Linked DNA regions of Homo sapiens: region 2 is linked to region 1. The links are chromatin loops, found by intact Hi-C in ENCODE. Cell type or tissue: gastrocnemius medialis. All regions are shown on one strand.

What was found. Peaks named below come from ENCODE experiments on the same cell type or tissue, not always from the same donor. Only the 100,000 strongest peaks of a DNase experiment are listed, where the experiment ranks them.
Region 2: it touches region 1 in a loop (4-fold over the local background); 12 of 110 quality-filtered maps call a loop at or near these places.

What each region holds. Positions count from the first base shown.
Region 1 is chr3:24,520,592-24,523,091 of GRCh38, reverse strand. LOC107986011 (a long non-coding RNA gene) reads left to right here and starts at 698. Exons shown (of 2, transcript XR_001740424.2): 1 at 698-778. In gastrocnemius medialis, a CTCF peak has its summit at 1,470; a DNase peak (open chromatin) is centred at 1,641; H3K4me3 peaks cover 1,353 bases; H3K27ac peaks cover 1,287 bases.
Region 2 is chr3:24,686,516-24,689,015 of GRCh38, reverse strand. No RefSeq gene overlaps it. Among named protein-coding and RNA genes, the nearest start is that of THRB, 190 kb to the right of the region's middle. In gastrocnemius medialis, no CTCF peak of the experiment used is centred here; a DNase peak (open chromatin) is centred at 1,221; H3K27ac peaks cover 501 bases.

The DNA of each region.
Region 1 (2,500 bases):
GGTCACTTGACTAGCAAATTAGTGGCAGAGCAAATTTGCTAAGGTCAGTTCACTACCCTTCTTTTTATATTGCTATTACTATAGTTTCTGGACAGTGCTTCAACACTTCCCATTTTGTCTTTTATTGACTTTTTGTAAAAAACTTATAATTAAGGGGAAATTCTGAGTATATGATACACGTGTTTCTTTGACCAAGTAAAAATAGGACCAAGTAAAGGAAATGGGTAAAAATCGAAGAGATGCAGTATTGGCGAAATCTTTATTTTCCCCCCCCCAGGGCAAGCAATGTTTATGGATTGCTAGTCTTGGAACATGACTGCGAGCTGCTGCTTCTGTGGCCCCCCACTTTCTGCAGTTTCCTTCCTTTTTAGTCCTTGGTGTTTCCAGAAGTTATCACCACCTGCCCAGATGAAAATTAAAATCACTTCAGGACACTCAAAATAGGATGTCTTCCTCTGTGAAATGATCGAGAAATTCAACGGCCATTTGGTGATGCCGTCACAATTAAATCTCACAGCAGAACCCACTATCCTTTTGGACAATCTGACCTTTGTACTATCCTCTCACTCAGACCCCAGGAAAGGGGAGGATTTACCAGCCCTGTGGGTGGGGGTGGAACCTGGGATGTGCTGCTGTTACGGACCCTGGGCTCAGCAACCTACCCTCCACTTCCCTTCCCCCCACGCCTCCGCCCAACACACACGCACACACAGTCCAGCCTCCCACCGGACACCTAACCTCAGTCCCCCCTGCAGCGCCAGGAGGAATAAGTCAGGAGGTAAGAGCCCGCCCACCGTGGAGCCTGTAAGGCTCTGGTCGCCCCCTCCAGCGCTGGGCAGTGCAAAGGTCTGGTGACTGCGGGGGTCTTGGGGACAGGAGCCGCTAGCCAGCCGGGCCGGGCACGCCACTGGTGAGGTTAGGCCTATTGAAAATATCAAATCGCCTGCGCCAGGATAGACGCCACACATGCATTCAATGTCAAGGGCATTGGAGCAAAACTTGGAGACGCAGGACTCGGAGTGTCTCTTCCCTCAGTGCCGGGTCTGAGCTCGCGGGGGAATCTCCTACTCTCTTCCCGACCAGGCGCGGGCCTCGTGGGGCCCCCACTCTGTCGACCTCGGTCTCACCCGCTCCTCGCCCGCCCGCTCAAGGTCCCCCGGGCCCGCCGCCTGCGGCCCGCCCTTCCTCCGCCGCCGGGTCACTCCGGGACAGGCGCCCTACCCCCGCTCTCCCCGCGGCGGGAGCCCAAGGCTCCAGCGGCTGCGGCGGCGGAGCCCCGTGCCAGTGCCGGGCTTTGAACTCCCGCGCGACACTGGGACCCATCCCCAACCCCCAACCCTCGCGTCCCGGCTCCGGGCTCCCGGCGACCGGCGGCCGCGACCACGGTGGACCCGGGGCTCGGTGAAGCCCCTGGCTGTGCCCCGGGTGGCCGAGTAAAGGGCGCCACGGTGAGGAGACGGACGGCCGGCGCCCACGGCTTGGAGGGGCTGCCTTAGGCTGCAGGACTGAGACTCGAGCTGCTCGCTCGGGCTTTACACCTTCGGTGTTTCTTGCTCTGAAGCTCCCTGAGCCCGGCCCTGGCTCTACGAGCCGGCTGAGAGCGCTGGGCGGCCCCTTCCGGGTCTCGGGACTCGAGTCCCCTCCGCTGCGCGTTAGGCAGCCCGGTGAGCGCTCGCTGGCCTGGCAGTGCGTCGGAAGAACAGGGCGGGTGGGGCCGCGCACATCTCTGCAAGAGTGAGCTCCTAACTCTGGGGCTCCAAGCTCCCAGCAAGTCTTATTTAATGGAAATGTTACTGAGACTGGCTACACTGTCCTGGGGAAAACCCCATGCAATTGTTGTAATGTATATTTCATTGCAGTATCAAAGGTGCCTGGTGCACAGCTAGATGCTTGTTCACGAACTTCACACACCTGTTTAACTAGCAGTCACACCAAGCAACAGAACATGACCTGCACTCTCAATGCCCCCTCAGCTCTTTCCACCAATCGGGGCAATCCCTACCCTGCCTTCCAACACCAGGACTAGTTTTGCCTGTTTTTGTACTTTATGTAAATAGAATCATAGAGAATGTGCTCTTTTGTGTCTGGTTTGTTTTCACTCAATAGCATGTTAGTGAGATTCATCCATGCTTTTGCCTATGGTTGAAGATGGTTGTTTCTCATTGCTGTACACAGTATTTCTTTGTATGAATATACTACAATTAGCTTATTCATTCTATTTTAATGAAGATATAGGTAGCTTCCAGTTTTGTGGTTGTTACAAAAAATGCTACTGTGAACATTCTGGTACATGCCTTTTGGTGGGCATTTTTGCATTTCTGTGGATAAATGACTAGGAATGGAATTGCTGAATCTTAAGAAGGCATTTGCTCAGCTTTGGTAGACATGGCCAACAGGTTTCCAAACGACTGCACCTGCTTACCACTTATCAACAATGTATTCGAATCCAGTGACTCCAAGACCAAGTATTGATTGAGGACCTACTGTGTAGCTGGGAAAG
Region 2 (2,500 bases), 170 kb before region 1:
GCAAGCTTTTATTGAGCATACTACGTATGCATAGAGCTATGCTTGGTGCTGGTGAATCAGCAGCAAACAAGGATAGCAGAGCCTCCCTGCCCTCCTCAAAGGGCTCACATTCCAGAGGAGGGGAGAGCCCTTACATATCTAAACAATAGAAACTACAAAACAGTAATTATAAAATCACAGAAATTTTTAAATTATAGTTCTTACAAAATTGAAATCAGTGCTGTGAGGGAAAAAGATTTCTGAGATTAAAAAAATAATAATGGTGAGAGACTTACTTTAGACAGGGTGACTTTAAGTCAAGGTTTTACAGGTAAATATAAGCAAGACTTGTGAAGAACAAAAGGATGACTTCTAGTCCCCTGTAGATTGTTTCAAAAAGCTGGAAGAGGTGAATCACTCCTCGTGCCCTGCCCCTCATTTAGCTGTATCCATCATATTATGTTTAACCAAAGTATGTTGCTTTTCTATTTCAGGTATGTGAAATTCTCCAGACAATACTTCCTCCAAATGAAATGATTGTTAAGTTCTTTCTCCAGATATTCTCAACAATTATCATTCTGTAAATTTGTTCTAAATAAAACGTCCAGATTATGATGCATTTTAAAGGGGGTTATCGGTAGTATTTAGAGGACGAAGAAATAAATTTGGCAAAGAATTAGGAAGGAAAAAAGATCACTGAACAGCAATAATTCAATACTTTCACTTGAGAGGCAAGTAAAATAGAAATACAGAGAGAGGCGTGACATCAACCCTAATGTTGTACAGGGTCAGAGGGGGTAAACATCACTCTCACAAACATTCATGAGACAATTTAGTTGGAGTGAAACCTAAAAGGAAAGCCAAAGTCACAAAATGGTAACAGACACTTTGATAGAGCTTATGTGGAAGTGCAAAAACATGGTCCCACTGATTTTGTTTTGAAAGGTAGAAGCATAGGAGTTATGTCTGAGATTATTATGGGCTTATAAGATACAAATATTCTTACTGCCAGCATTAGCCCTCCCTGGATCCTTCACCAACCTTTTAAGTAGTAATCCTGTCCAGTAACCCTTCCAAATTCTCTCTGGGCAAAATGCTGAGGAGAGCAGCTCTTGCTTGGGATTTCTTTCAAGATTGCAGTTGGTTATCTGCAGCAGCTGCAGTCATTTAGGCTCAGCTGAGCTGGCCATGGACAATGCTTCGCTCACACGGCTTGGAGTCTGTGCTGACTATTGGCTGGGTACGAAGCTGGGCAGTCAACTCGAGTGGCTACACGTGTGCTCTCGGTGTGGCGTCAGTGTGGTTACACATCTTACATGGCACCTGGCTACCAAAGTTTTTTGAGTTTCTAGATCTATGGCAATAAAACCCAAATATCCATAAGCAGAAGATGACTTTGGTTTAAGGGTGGGTTGGGAATGAATGCAATCCTACCTTAAATGCCGAATTCTGCAGAGGATATAAGCTGCAGAATCAAGGTAGGTGCATTTTCTAGAAAGTACATGATAACCCACCTTCTCTAAGGTTTCCAAATACCTGAACTAGGAAACACAAGATTCATATTCATATTAAGAGGAAAAATAGATAGTTATGCCTACTTGTTTGACTAGAAAGGCTTTTACGTGTCAATAAAATGCTGGTTTTCAACATTATGTGGCATGCAGGCCCATAAAGAACAGTTGCTGAAAGTCTTTGCACATTCAGATAAAAATAAAACTGCTGAACAAAAGCTATATTGTACATAGACCTAAACTTGAGTAGCTACAGAGTGTTTTATATGAGTGTTTTTAGCGATATACTCTGAGAATATACCTAACTCTGGTTCAGTGCTTATTGAAGTGCCAGAAGTGTTTATGAGCAAATGTATTTGACTGAGCTACATGCATTCTGTTAAGGATGACTTTATACATTCAAGTGCATGGATTTCACATCTAAAAGCCAAAGTTATCTGCTGATAAACAACAAGCTTATCAGAAAGTGGGCAAGTGATTTAATGTTTCACTTTTAAAAACATAATTTCTGAATGTGGTAGCAAAACCACTTGTGGAAACCAAAACCACAGTAAGTTTTGGGGAAGGAGTGAGTCACAGCATCACACTGTCCCTGATCTCACTCCACAGCCTAGAAACGTGGAAAATTCTTACTTAAAATTGTTCTGGCCACAAGATGAAAAGGCAATTGTAGAAAGCAAAACTAAAAATACATAAAAATACCATATGTACAATACCAATTATCTGCAGGGCCGCTGGCCACTCTGGGCTCCTGGAGTCCTGCATGCTCCCTGTCCTGTGGCTCCAGGATGATCCACCCAACCTATGCCCCAGCCTGAAGACCTCCACACAATCCAGGAGCTGCAATGCCTTGGGAATTAATCAGGTAGTTAGCTGGAGATTTCTGAATCTAGCAGTGTGTAGACAAAGACATCAAATCACCCTCTGCTATAGATTGAATGTTTATGTCCCCTTAATTCATATGCTGCAATCATAACTTCCAAGATGATGGTATGAGGAGATGGGGACTT